Regions from separate parts of the Homo sapiens genome. Here regions 1 and 3 are each linked to region 2. Evidence: chromatin loops called from intact Hi-C (ENCODE). Cell type or tissue: GM12878. All regions are shown on one strand. Region 1 has its middle 110 kb from the start of LINC01449. Region 2 has its middle 180 kb from the start of INHBA. Region 3 overlaps INHBA-AS1 (INHBA antisense RNA 1).

Region 1 (5,000 bases), 670 kb after region 2:
AACAAGAAAATTATAAATAATCTATGATTCAAAAAAGAAATCCAAGTGGATGTTAAGTAATATTTTAAAATGAATGATAATGCAAACCTGGCCTAAAAGTTGTAGTTGAAGTTGTGCTTAAAGGAAAATGCACGTCTCTACTTACTAGCATATGCTAGTGAGTAAAACAACTGAAGTCAATAAACAAGAAAGGAGAAAGAGAAGAAGGAAAAAATAGAAGGGAGAAAGAAGTAAAAATTAATAAACTAGACAAGAAACATTCAATACAGAGGAGTACTGACAAACTAGTGAATTAATAATATTTATAAAACTTTGTCAAGGTTGATTAAAAAACACAAATTACCAATTTCAGGGATAAAAAAGGACATTTCTAGATCCTACAAACATTGCAGAAATAAAAAGAGATTATTAATTTTTTGCCAATAAATTAGAAAAGTTAAAAAACAGTCAAATTCCTAGAAAAATACAACTTTGTGAAATTGTCACAAAAAGGAAAGAGAAAATCTGTATAGATCTGTATCTATTAAAGAAATTGAATCTGTAATTTAAAACTTTCCTACAAAGAAAATTTAAGGCCTAGATGGCATCACCAGTGAATTTATCCAAATTTTACCAAAAAAAAAAACCTAAAAATAAAAAAAGAGAGAACATTTTCCAATCCATTTGATAAGACCAACATAACCTTGATATGAAACCTGAAACGACATTTACAAGAAAGGAAAATGCAGGCCTGTGTCTCTCATGAATATAGTTGCAAAATCCTACTGAAAGTATTAGCAAACTGTACCTTGCTATATATAAAGGGAAATACATCATGACTCAGAAATTTTATTCCAGCAATACAAATTTCATTTAACATACAAAAAACCAACTGATGAACTTATCACAATTCAGAAAATAAAGAAGAAAAAATCATACAATCATCTTCGTAAGTGGATCAAATTTAATATGTATTCATAATTTAGGTTAAAAAATAGCAAACTAAAAACAGAAGGAAACTTCTATAATTGATGTTTTTAAACTCTACAAAATCCTACAGCAAATATTAAATTTAATAGCAAAATATTGAGTTTTTCCACCCTGGAATCAAGAATAGAAAAGAAAATAGTCATATCACCACTTCTCTTCAACACATTTTCTAATATCCTATTAGTGTAAGAAGGTAAAATAAGAGGTGAAAGGTATATGAATTAGAAAAAAGAAGTAAGACTATTATTTGTAGATAACTTGATGTGAATATAGAAAATCCGTAAATTATTGTATTTAGCAAGTGAATACTGCAAGCTTTCTGGATACAATATACAAAAATCAATATTTTAAATAAACCAGTCCTAAATAAACATTTGGAAATATAATTCAAAGACAAAACTAACATTTACATGACATCACCAAACATCAAATTCTAGGAATACATTTAACCTTCTATGAAAAACCTCTATATAGCAAATCACAAAACATTATTGAGAGACAGGAAGGAAAAATACCTAAATACACAGAATAAATGCATTCTTCATAAATTAGAAGCACTATTATTTTAAAGATGCCAACTGTCCCCAAATTTATCTGGATTCAATGCAATCCCAATAAAAATCTCAGCCGCCTTTTGATTTCAATGAAAATTGACAATGTAATTCTAACATTTATGCGGAAATGCAGTATAGCAGCAACTAGTAGACTGAGATTAGCCCAGTTATTCTTGAAGAAGGATAAAGTTAAAGGGCTCACACTAACACATATGAAAAATGAATTTAAACTAACAATAATTAAGAAAATATGTTACTGGTACAAGGGAATAGACCAATTGAACAGAATAGCAAATCCTGAAAACCAACTCTTATATGGACACCAGATTTAAGACACTTTAGAATGAAAGAACAGTCTTTTAAATAAGTGGTATTTGGTCAGTTGAATTTCTAAATGGAAAAAATGATTATTGACCCCTACTTCATACCATAAAGAAAAAAAATTAATTCCAAATATACTGTTTAATGTAAAAGGTAAAACAAATATACTGCTAAATGTAAAAGGTAAAACAATCCAGCTTCTAAAAAACAACATAGGAGATTTATTTTGTAATTTCAAGAAAGCAAAGATTTCTTAAATAGAACATAAAAAGTAGTAACATAAAGGAAAAGATTGAGAAGTTGGACTGTATAAAAAAAGAACTTCTGTTTATCAAAAGATACACTTAAGAGAATGAAAAGGCAAGCTACAGATGGGTAGAACATATCTGCAATATGTATTTCCAATAAAAGACTCATATCTTATATGAAGAACTATAAATCAATAAGAAAAACACAGTTCAATTTTAAAAATACACTAAGGAATGAATAGCACAAATTTTTAAAATAGCACTAAGGAGGAACAGGAATATCCTCTTCGCAAAACAAGATGTCTAATTTGCCAATGAATATCTGAAAAAATGCTCCACCTCAAGCATAAGGAAAATGGGAAATAAAACCACGATAAGATGCTACTACCTCCCCATGAAAATGCTAACATTAAAAAGGAAGGATGGAGCAACTAGAATTCTCATAAATTGCTGTTTGGATTGTAAATTGTTGCAATTTCCTACTTGTGAAATTGAAATTATCTACTAATGCTGCATATGCATATGACCCAGTAATTGCATCCTTAGATACAAACCCAACAGAAATGCCTTAAACAAGCCCACCTTGCCCCATCTCCCCACCCCCCACACCCCCACTCAGAAAAAATGTACAAGAGAGTTCCTGTCATAACTATATGTAACAGCCAAAAGATAGGGAGAAAAAAACAAAAACAAATTACTGTCCATGAACAAGTAGAATGGATAGATTGGGGAATATTCATACAATGAAATACTTGACATCAATGAAAACCAACAAATAACCACTACACCTTAGAGTATGGATGAATTTCACATACAAAATGTTGAGCAGGAATGTCAAATACAAATGAATAATGTTTTGTATCCTTTCATGAGATGGTCAGTCAGGTGCAGCCACAAGAGGGGACAGATGAGAAGCACAGGAAGAACAGTGTATTATACTCACAGGTCCCAGAACAGGGATCACCGCATGCCACTAGGGGACCACATGGGGGAGAAGCGGGCTCAACCAAGCAGGTGGGGAGCTGAGAGCCAGCGAGGACCGTGGGCAAGTGCCTTTACTGGGGGTCAAGGTAGCGTTCACAAGCAAAGGGCACGAGGGAAATTCAGTGGTACATTCAGAATGTCATTAGGTCACAGCAGAGGCGGGAAAGACGGGGAATTTGTGCCAGAGACCAGCCTTACACACTGGTGCACTCGGTCACCTGACAGGGGCGTCGCAGCCCGTTTAGGGGGATGTTGAAACTGCGGGAAAATACAAAGGGTTAAAATTCGCAATGTAAATTCATAATGAATGATTCCGTTTATATACATTTGTGAAAGAAGAAGAACTAATGTATAGCGTTAGCACTGAAGACAATGGTTATTTGGGGGAGGAGAGGGTATAGTGACTGGAGAGTTTGCATTCTATTTCTTGCTGTGGATGGTGCTTACTCAGCTATGTTCACTTTGTGAAAATTCACAAGCTGCATAATATGAATACTTTTCTGAATATATTTTATACTTCAATCAATAATGCATTTATTTTTTTATTTTTCTACCATTTTCCCAAGTCATTAGGTTGGAGACATGTAGACTTGGTTTTGTCTTGCTTTTCTTCATTCGTTATTTTAAAAGCTGCCTTAGCTCTTAAAACAATTATCTCTTTCTTGAGCTTTGGAAGGGAAAATTAACATTATTTGCACAGTTGTTGAGAAATCACTTAATCCAATTAAAAATGCAATTAGGGTTTTTCATTTGGTTTCACTTTCCCATCTTGAATTCATATAACTGCCATAGGTTAGCCCTTATTAATTATTTACTATTCTCCCAATTCGTTGTTTCTGCAGCCCAGTTTAGACATTTCTCTTTAGTTGAAGTTTAGACCCTGCCCTATCCTGTGTTGACTAACCCTACTGCATATGTCAAAAATTCTTTAGAAAAGACACTGAGAGGTACCTTTTGCCCTGAACTTGTTTGTATTTCTTTCTTAGATGAATGGCAGATAGTCCCGTGGTGAGAAGGGAGGGCTGGTTTCTAAGAAGTTTCAGGGCTGGGCTAGTCCACTATCAAAACAGTAAATATACCTAATTACTGTATGAATGTATTACAGTAAAAGGATGTGGACTGTACATGTATTTTCTAGAAATGTAGTTCTCAAAGTTTTTATTCTCAAAACCTCTTTGCATTCTTAAAAACTATAAAGGGCACCTAAGGAATATGTTCATGCTATTTGTATCTATCAATATTTACCATACTAGAAACTGAGAAATTTAAATATATATGTTTATTAATTCATTTAAAGTAGCAGTAATATACCCATTACATCTTAACATATGTAACATATTTTGATGGGAAACTACTGTTTTTCAAAACAGAAAAATATAGAAGAAAAGTAGCATTGTTTTACATTTTGCAAATCTCTTTACTGTCTGGATCAATAGAAGACAGCTGGATTCTCATGTCTGCTTCTGCATTCAATCTGTTGAGATGTAATGTGTCAGGAAGCTTTTGTAAAACTCCACTGTATCTACATGAGAGATTGAAAGTGAAAAAGCCAAGTAACATCACATATTATGATGAAAATAGATTTGACCTTTGAGGATCACCCGAAAGGATCTTGGAAACCCCCAGAAATCCCCAGACCACATGTTGAGAACCCCTGATCTAGGAAATTTTAAGATTTCTTTTTGGCCTACGATTTAGTCAATTTTTGTAAATGTTTCCTGTGCTCTTTAAGGAAAAAAAAACAAGGCATTTGTAGGAAATTATACCTGTAATGTAATTAATATTAGTACAATATCAATTGCTTAAATATAATGTGAAATATATGAATACTTTCATAGATTATACATAAAAATCAGGGGTCAGCCAACTGGCTTGCCAGCCCAGAGTCTGTTTATATATGGCCCTTGGGCTATTTGCAGTTTTT
Region 2 (5,000 bases):
GAAGGACCCTCTTTTCCCTGTTCCTGGAGGCTGGCTGCATGCAGCCCATTCATTCTATTTCCACAGTCACGGAAAAGAGGGCTCAAGGAATGAAAATCTGCTGAGGTCAAAGCCCCATATAGACTACTGAATAGAAGTAGGGGTAAAACCCAGACTGGAATTGAATTCTGTGTTCCTTGTAGATTTTATATCCCCCTCACCCCGCCCAGCCTCTGGGTTCCACAGGAGCTCTGGAATCACAGAAAGTCAGCAAACAAGATTCTATTTCTACCAAGGATCCACTGAGCTCCTTCTCCCTGTCCACAGACATTGCAAATGGATGTGCATACAGACCTCCCTGTTTGGCTTTTGTTCTAATTTCCTTGAAATAGTTAGAGATGATTTTGTGTGATTAACAAAGTTTATTTCTTTGGTAAAGGCAAGACCCATAGACCTCCTACTATTTTAAGCAAAATTAGCTTTCTTTCTTTGTAAAAAAGAAAGATAAAATATTGCCTATCATGTGTGTGGCCTGAACACAACCTTCAAAACATCTTAAAGGTTATCCATCAAGTTTCTTAAAAGGAAATATATTGGTCTTAATTATTCTTATCTTATTATATAATATGCTGTGGATTTATTTTTTAACCTATAATCTTATGCCAAAAGAGGCCATTTAGGTTTATTTTTATTTGTAGAGTGAAACAGAAACAAAATATACGGGCCTATGTTTGCTGTTTTAAATTCTACTCTCTATTACTTTTCCTTTCAACTTGGAAAGGAATTTTGTGCTACAGGACGTTTGGCCCAGGGTCAGCGGCGCTCCCTGCAGGCCGGTGGGGATGGCCTGAGAGAATTCTGGGCCAGCAGGCGGCCATATATTTCTTCCATAATCCTGTATGCGCGGGCAAAGTATCAGGCAAAGGTATAAATAAAACGTTCTGACTCCACATATGGTATTTTGGGTTTACAAATCCTTCATAAACTTTTTCCATTCCTATCAGCAGTTTTATTCATTATGGGACATCCAGCAACTCTCCTTTCGGGATTATTTGAGAAGCAGTAAAGGCTTCCTGTGAAAGGAGCACGTTAGCTGTAAGATTTGTGCAAAGATCGAGTGCCTGGCGGGGAGTAATCCCTAGACTGCGGATCTCAAATGTTTGGTGGGGTTTCCCCTACTGCTGGCTTTCATGTTCTCAGGGCATCATTACTGCGGTGGTGCAGCCGTAATGATGGGAAAGTGCCTGCTTTCTCTTTTCCCCCAGGGCCCCAGGGTCATATCTATGGGCTGGCAGACATGTTTTCTCCTTTCTCTTTCCTGTTTGCATTCACCTTGTGATTTTACTGATTTGGGGGTTCAGAGTGGGAAATCAGGCCAAAAATATATACATTCGAGATTTAAAAACTGAGTTATATCCAGCTTCCCCTTGCAATTTGAAATTATACTCCTCTTTCCATCTCTGTGTAAGTATGGGTTTTGACCAGTTTACGGAAAAAGTATATATTGGATCAAAAAGAGGCAATAGTTGGGTGTGACCTGGGAGCCAAAGTATCTAGACACATCTTAATGGGTGGCCTCATTCGTAAGAACAAAGAGAAAGATCCCTTGCTGACTGAGTAGAGGAGAAACAGACATCCTCTGGAGCTGAGGCTGGCAGGGGACGCTACAGCGAGCCGGCCAGTATGAGTTCACAGCCCAGGTCACACACCCTCCCCTCTGCTTGGCAGCAAGCACTATGCCTGGCACAAGTTATTAAGTGTTGTTCAATGTTTTGGATAAATTAAGAGGGGCAAGTGCCAGACTAGATGGTGCCACATTTTTAACTCTGTCCTCTTCCAAACTGTAATCATCTTGGTTCCACCTGCTAATTACCATTCGAATGTATCCCTTCCACTACAATGGCATTGCCTCGCCTCTGATCCTTGGCTTCTACAGCTATTTACTATTACTCCAGATTGGGGTCCTCAGCTGCAGTCAGACCACCAGATAGATCTGTGAGTCCTCAGAGAAAGATCTACCTGTTAGCTAATAAACTAATAAACTTCAGCTCAGGGCCTCACTTGCACGGTCCCTTACAAGAGCTGGGGGAAGACCTTGCAATGTGTTCACATGGTCATATATTTTTGTAAAATGTATTAAAAGTGAGCTATATTTAGCCATAATTGGTTAAGACTGCTTCCCCTTTCTGTTTCGACTTCCCCTCTGTGCACCTACTGTTAGGGTGTCAGCGTCGTCACCAGCACTTTGGGGCCCCAGCTAAAAGGAAGTTGAGTTGCGAATATATTTAGTTTGGGTTCAGTAGGGGATATTTTTGTGGTTGGTAGTTGTTTCTGAATGCAGTTAAGTTATTACTAGTCATCCTGGTGTAGGAACGGCTTCTAGGAATACTCCTACGGCCCCCTGCACTGACGCACCCAGCCTCGTGACAGGAAGTGGAGGGTCAAACGTCATCTGGTGATATGAATTTGTCCTGCAGCATCTGACACCAGACGTTTATGCAGAATCAAGGAGAAGCAAAGTTTGAAATATACAAAGCAGGAAGCTGGTCTCTGGAAAATTCTTCCAAAGTCAGATATGTAAAATCGTAAGCAGAGGACTTTGTTTTCAATGACAGCTAGTCAAAACAGAAGTTGTCTCCTTTCAGGAATATAGCACGCCATGCTGTGTATACAATTATACAGGCCTCATACATTTTCCTTTCCTCCTTGATGAGAATTCTGCAAAAGAGATTTATTGGAATTCTCATGTTTTAACCTATGGTTGTGGTATTTATCATCATTCTAAAGTTCTATTTTTTTTGAGGTTTATCTTCTCATTCTAAATAACTGTTCAGTTTTATACCTAATTATATATTCTTGGTTTTGAATTTTTTTGCTTAAGAAGGGCTCCTCAAATTGTATAACATCAGGTTCCAGAAGATCTGTGTAAGCCACTGACTGTCCCTGGGGTTGTAGTCAGCCTGGTCTTCTCTTTTTTCTAAATTGAGACGGAGTTTCACTCTTGTTGCCCAGGCTAGAGTGCAGTGGCTCTATCTCGGCTCACTGCAACATCTGCCTCCCAGGTTCAAGTGATTCTCCTGCCTCAGCTTTCCAGATAGCTGGGATTACAGGCATCCACCATCACACCCGCTAATTTTTTGTATTTTTAGTAGAGACAGGGTTTCACCATGTTGGCCAGGCTGGTCTCAAACTCCTGACCTCAGGTGATCCACCTGCCTTGGCCTTCCAAAGTGCTGGGATTACAGGCATGAACCATTACGCCTGGCCAGGCTGGTCTTCTTAAAGCAGAAGGCTAGTAGGTGACGGCCCCCTAATTGGAATACTTTGACAACCTTTATCCTTCATAAACTGACATCCACTGCCCTCCTCCTACCTTTCTCATGCTATAGACCAGCCATGTGCACACTGACAGCTCCTGGGACACACAGCTTCATTGTTCGCCCCTCACCTCCTTTGACCATGTGGATCCCTGTAATCCCAATGACTACTTCAGTATTTGTTAGATAATCTTCTGTTTGTCTTTCAAAATACAGCAAAGGCAGAAAATAATGCAGGTGAGGTGAAAACCTGCCAGCATTAGAGTTGGCATAGGGTAGACTGCAGGGCCATGAGTGTTCACAGCTGGCCTCCTTGAGCCAGCCTTTGTAGGCTTATAGGGCCTGGAGCTCAACCATCAGTGGGAAATCTGGCATATACCCCTGGTGCCTGGCCCCTTTCTTGACAAAGAGTGAGTGCCAAATCCGTGTTGTGAAAGGCATCCATGAGACATCCCACTGTGGGTCCACCACCTAAAGCTCTGCAGCAGGAAGGATGTTGGTCTGGACTCTGTCCAGGCCTCTGGACTTTGCTTTTCCCTTCCCCCGACCTTCTGGTTTCTCCCCAGTCTATGTCACACGGTGCTCTGCAGTGTCTGTCTGGTCTGGTTATGGAATATCTCCAGCCACCTCCATTCTCATGCCTGCAATTCCTGACATTCCTGCTTTGCCCCATCTTTCAAGGCCAGAGCTCTGGGAATACCCTGGAGAGAACCATTTGTTTCTCCTTCATTCTTCATTTATCAAAATTTTCTCATTATCTTTCTCATTCTTAATTAGTGTCTGCCAAAGGAAAGGTGTCTGTAAATAGACTTCATCTTATATTTGTGACTAAAGGGTCCAAATCACATGTGGAAAAACAGAGCAGTAACTGGAGTTGTAGATATTCTTTGATTACATATCTAGTATTATTGGCAGGGACATTTATGACAATAAAGAAAAGGCCAGTTATTGTTGACAATATTTACTGAAAGCCATTTCAAGCAAGCACCTTTTCATTATTTAATATGTGCTTTATTAAATCACAAGACTGTTATACTAAATTAAGTCAGAGTTTTATTAAAATTTATAGATGATTGTCCCCTCTTTATTTCCCTTCCCATCATCTTCTCTGTGTCAGCGTATCGTAGTCTTTCGTTTCAGTTTAGGGATTTACATGTAAGGAAGATTGTGCCAAGTTACAGTCCTCCCTTGCCTCCCTTAGAATGCACATTATGTATCAAGAAAAGATATAAGGAGACTCTGGGAAACGTCCAGGCCAAAGAAAGCAAACGTTAAATCTATCATTCTCAAAGCATGCCCTTGGCCAACTTCACAGAGCTCTCCTGTGATTAGCTTTTTGGGGAATCATGAAAACAGTTTCCTTTGCATCCCCAAAGTTATGAACTTTATTTCTTCTTCCACATATCCAACTGGCCAGTGTGAAAGTCCACCAGTTTCTCTGGCTGGAGAGGGATACAAATGCGGCTCCACTCCTGAATCCCAGAAGCTGCAAATCTGCAGAGATAAATCAGCTCTTCACATTTGCCATCTCTAGGGTGAGCAAGGGGAGGGGTCCTCAGGACAGAAAGTGTATGTACCTTTTCTCAAAGCAGAAGCTCACCATTGTCCTGTTAACTTGACCGCAAGGAGTGACTCAGGCAGGACAGCCCATCTCCCAGCCTTTCCTCTCCAGGTCCAGAACTTTACAGATGAGATCAGCTTGAA
Region 3 (5,000 bases), 150 kb after region 2:
GACATGTACCTGTCCTTCAAGAGAAGAGATATCCCTTTCCTTGTAGTTTTCTTTTTCCTGCTGCCACAGCAATGAATTGGAGCATAAGTAGCTGTCCTGGGCTCTGGAGCATCAGCTAAGGATGGCTGAGCAACGCAGCAGATAATCCTGGGAACCTGATGGTACTGAGACCTCTCTGGTTACGTTTGTTGGGAGCCGTTTCTGGTCAGTGATAGAAAAATAAACCCAAACTGGGTTGTGTGGAAGTGGAAGTGGTTGACAAGAAGCAACAGAAAGGAGTACAGGCTACTCTTTCTAAAAGCTTCACAGTGAAGCAAGGAAAATGTGGAGCAGCAGTTTGTGGGAAATTAAGACTGGGAGAGGGACAACCCTTTCTGGGGGCATTCCAGAAGAATCTGGAATGTTTATAGTCTGAGTTCAAGAGAGAATTACCTGGGAAGAGAGAGAAAAATTGAAAAAACTGTTGGAACAAAATCTAAGAAGGGCTAGGAGGGAATAGAATCAAAAGCAAATGGGGAAGAGACTAATCTCCTGTGGCAGAAGGGAAGAATAGAGATAAAGACACATTTGGCTTAATACCTAGGTGATGGGTTGATCTGTGCAGCAAATCACCATGACACTTGTTTACCTATGTAACAAACCTGCACATCCTGCACATGTACCCCAGAACTTAAAAACAGAAGTTGAAGAAAAAAAAGACACATTTTAAAGTTCAGGGTAAGTGAATTAAGGATGCAGTAGTCTCCATTTTTTCCCCAAAACTTGTGAAACAAAGCAAGTCTTAAGAATGAAGAAAGTAGTCAAGGTTTGAATAATCCTTGAGGGATTTGAAAGACAAGCAAACAGCAGAAAAGAAAAAAAAAAAAACATTCTTGAGCATTCCCGAGGTCTCACCTGAAGGCCATAGAATTTGTCATTTCCCAGTGAGCAAAGCAAAATGACTTCCTTCAGCAGTGCTTCACAGCTTAGAAATCAGAGTCGGTAAGAATGAGTCATTAGGCTGTTGTAGAATAGACTATTTGCAAGGCTTATACAGCAGTAGATCAAAGGGTTGGTGGAAATGTGTGTGTTGATGATAGTGTGGTGGAAACAATAAACCATGAAATCCAAACAAGTTAGGAAATACATTGAAATAAGAAGGGACTGAGAGTCTGATTCAATAGAGACAAGGGAAGGAGATTAGGCTTGGGCACGCTGACAGTGAGCAGAGCAGGCATGAAGACATGGCGGTGACAATGGAAAGAGGGAACCTGGTGGTTCGCACAGGAAAGGTCACGGCAGAATACGGGAAGTCAGAGGTGGAGCGGAGAGGCCAAGGGGTGGCTGCAAATGAAGTTACAGCAGAGAGGGGGGACAGCGGTCAGAGCAGAGGGGATCAAATGACCGTGAACCTGAGAAGTGAAGTGCCTCATCCAAATGAAAGTTGAAATCACCCTTGGTTTTGGAAGGAAAAGGCTTAGAAAAGAAAATGGATCCAGAGTCCAGCCTTGTTCCAGAGGCTATGGCTATCAACTCAAAACTCATAACATGGAGACAAGCAGTCACTGGAAATAAGAGAGCAGCCCAACCAGCTAAAGAGATGCTTCTTATCAGTATCACCCAGGACTTTCCATAAATGTAAAACCCACAAAATGCGCACTGTTAGGTCTGCTTTAAAGTAATTTTTAGAAAAATATTTTATTACTATTAAATCACTGTGAGTGAGATACGTTGAGTTCTTACTGTTATTATTGTTTTCCTAATAATCATATCTTAGTAGTTACGACAGAACTATGCAAGATCAAGGTAGTATTGATTTTTTACTTTTTCTCTTGTTCCAGTAGAGGGCACTCAAAGCTCAAATAAATGCATGCAATCATTTTTACAGCACTTGTTGTTTTATATAATTAAAACTCATCTTTAAATGAAAAAGAGAACGTCTAATTTAATAAAACTTAATTACTAGTCATGCAAGTAAATTTTACTAAAATGAGATGAGATCTTGTAAGTGTCTAAATGAGGACATGCCTCCCCAGACACAGTTCTTTCATTTTCACTCAGCACACACTGAAAGCGGAAAGGAAATTCTCTTGTCTAAGAAGCAAGTTGGGCTTTCGAAACACCAAGTCTGCCACAGACACCTGATCCTCAAGTTCTATTTTCATTCCTATCTGGTCTTCATTGATAAGTGTTTTCAATAAACTGGAAAATAATCCTGTGGGCTACTGGACAAATATCCTTCAATGGAGAACATCTAAGAGTTAATAAGACAGAAATGACATTGGAACTAGAGGAGCCACCCTCTGAAACATGTACAACCAATGAATGAGATGGTTAATACTGAGGTTGCTGCCACTGCACAGTCCACAAGAAGTTCTCAGGAAAGTTTCAAGAAGACCTTATGTTTTAGAGAGTTAAGAAAATGCAAGTATTATTACTGCTTGAGGGAAGACTATCTTCCAAGCACAAGATTAATTCTGTGTGGCTTTGGTTGCCATGTGGCAGAATGACAGTGGAAGATTTCAACAGTGGTGACGTTGCTGTCCTCCTAGAGGAACTAGGCCCTGGGGTCAAATGATTCTACTGCTGACGTCTTTGCCATGATGGGGCTGCTATGATCCAAACATGGCAGCTTTTCCAGACACAGAGGACGTTTCAGTTTGGATTTATTTTTTTATGTTGGAGTAATGATTCTTTGCGGGGAGCAAATGGGAATCATACCAGCATCCTTCAATAATGGTGATGCATCAACATGAATTCACCTGTTCGGTAGGGTTCAGGATGCTACAGGGGGGAGAAGACTGTCTCCAAAAAACTCTTTTTGGCAAGGATGGTAGCCCTGGCATTATAAAGAGTATGTTATGACTTATTTATAACAGATTTTTTTAAATAACTAGTTGCAAGACTCTGAAACATTATGATTTAAGAACTCCCTTTATCTGCACCTCACGCTGACTAAACACACAGTCCTCCCCGCACTCAGAAACCAAGTCCGTTCTCCTCAGGAATAGTGCAGCGCTGGGATTCTCCTGTCATATCAGAGATACATCAACCCTGTTACACTCAGGATGCAAAGGCCAAAGTCTAAGAAGCTATGCAATATTGAGTTTTTTTTTTTTTTTTTAAAAAGCACTTTCCCTTTTTCCTAATAACATGGCAGTACAAGATAAGGGATTTAGAATTGAAGACCCTGAGGGTGTCCACACATCAATAATGAAAATCAAAGTACTTTAAGACTGTAGGTTAAATATAGAATATTTATGGGTTGGTGTTATTGTTGGCCATATCTAGCCTTGCCATCTATCGTTAAAAGACCAGGCAGCCGCTGTCTCATTGTTTATTCTTCTTCTCAGCTCTCTGACAGTGGCTTGGTTTATAGTTGTAGGCAATAAATTACAAGGTTGAGTCTAGTTTCTAACCTTGTGGCTAAAGAGTTCCCATTACCCGGTTAGGCAAGCTAAATGTTTTATTTAAAATGACATCCATAATCACTATAAGAAAATCACTCAAATGAGAGTGAATGCTGATGGCCTTAACATGAACAAGCAATTCCGTATACAACAGTGTGGTAGAGTGGCAAACATACATACAGTAGTGCAGCCAGAAGGTCTGCCTTCTATAATTTAGGCAAGTATTTCTTCCCTATGAGTCTCAGTTACTCCTTCTTCACCCAAACCAAATAATATCTAGACTCTGTGCCTATAGGGATGATTTTTGTATCGCCTAGGATGCATTCTGCTGCAAGCAACAACAACAAAAAAAAACCTAGCTAAAAGTGGCTTAATAAATAAAGGTGCATCTGATCTTACCCAACAGGAAGTCTAGGCACCAGGAAATTCCAGGGAAGTTCAGTAAGGAGCTCAGTGATGTCAACCATCTCTGCAATCATCTTGGCTTTTGCTTCCAGATCACAAGATGGCTGTTCCCAGTATCATATCCTCACACAGTGACATTTAGAGACAGAAAAATTGGTATTTTTCTTATTTTCATTTTCTTAAGGGCTGGAAACACTACTCCAGAAGTTCCAGACTTCACCTCATTGGCCAGAATTGTGCAAACTGCCCATTCCTGGGTGAACCACTTGTCTAGGATATAGAATTACCATAGTTAGCCTGGATCAATCAACATTCTCCCCCTGTGGCAGGAAAGAGTTCCAGACTGCCCTGCCATACAAGGTGAGCATGAACAAAATCAGGGTTCAGTGAGGAAAGGGTGGTGGCAGGTGGCTGTGGTTCCTTCCCAATCTCTATTTGCATGGAAACATATACACAGATATACTCATTCATACCCCTAATGACAAGTGTTTCTATCTAACTAACACAGTTCCATCAGGTAAACTCTGCCCTCTTTGCTGCACAGTTTGGAAACTGTCCTTTTTAGAACATATTCGCAGTTTGGTCAAAATACTTAGGAGCACATACAAGGCCCCACATGTTAAATTCCTCAAGCAGGATCTACTAAGCCTGCTTTACTTTATTGAATCCCAATCCCTGTAATTAATGACATTCCGTGATATCAATTATGGGGAGAGTTGAACTATCATCACTGCTAGAGCCTCGCTAAGTGGCGATGGCATAGGAAGGGAGAGGAACATAGGGTTGCTTCTAAAACTCATCATGATCAAAAGTTCAACTTCATATAACCAGTTTTTTTCTGTCCCTGTGGTTGGATAATTTCCTTCAGAAAAGACCGAGAAGCCTCCCTTTACCATATATGTCCTCATGTTTCCATTTCAGGAAACTGCTTCAATTCACGATGGTCTCGCCTGTGTCCAGCATGGTACGCTGTCTTCCCTTACCTCCACGAGGATGGTTCCACAGATGAAAACAGAGGCAATTTATGACCAGGGGCAAAGTGACATGGCTTCTATTCTTTACCCTTTCACCTCTGGCTTCACTGTCTTTGTCTGAAATCCTGTTACTGGGGGTGGAGGGGAAATGGAGCTTTTCTTCTGGAGTTGGGCTGGAGTTCTTCCTCATTTCAGTCCAGCTGAGCTGGGACTGCAATTTGTTCTAGGAGAC

What was found. Hi-C counts contacts between places; a loop is a spot of excess contacts. Peaks named below come from ENCODE experiments on the same cell type or tissue, not always from the same donor. Only the 100,000 strongest peaks of a DNase experiment are listed, where the experiment ranks them.
Region 1: it touches region 2 in a loop (3.0-fold over the local background); 1 of 110 quality-filtered maps calls a loop at or near these places.
Region 3: a loop joins it to region 2, with 3.0 times the contacts of the local background. A loop is called at or near these places in 1 of 110 quality-filtered maps.

Annotation. Positions count from the first base shown.
Region 1 is chr7:41,205,437-41,210,436 of GRCh38, reverse strand. No RefSeq gene overlaps it. Among named protein-coding and RNA genes, the nearest start is that of LINC01449, 110 kb to the right of the region's middle. In GM12878, a CTCF peak has its summit at 3,079; DNase peaks (open chromatin) are centred at 3,964 and 4,666; H3K27ac peaks cover 884 bases.
Region 2 is chr7:41,879,136-41,884,135 of GRCh38, reverse strand. No RefSeq gene overlaps it. Among named protein-coding and RNA genes, the nearest start is that of INHBA, 180 kb to the right of the region's middle. RefSeq lists an enhancer at 2,148-2,697. In GM12878, no CTCF peak of the experiment used is centred here; DNase peaks (open chromatin) are centred at 1,185 and 2,255; H3K4me3 peaks cover 811 bases; H3K27ac peaks cover 2,365 bases.
Region 3 is chr7:41,729,200-41,734,199 of GRCh38, reverse strand. All of the region lies in intron 2 of INHBA-AS1 (INHBA antisense RNA 1), which reads right to left. Among named protein-coding and RNA genes, the nearest start is that of INHBA, 29 kb to the right of the region's middle. In GM12878, no CTCF peak of the experiment used is centred here; a DNase peak (open chromatin) is centred at 2,049.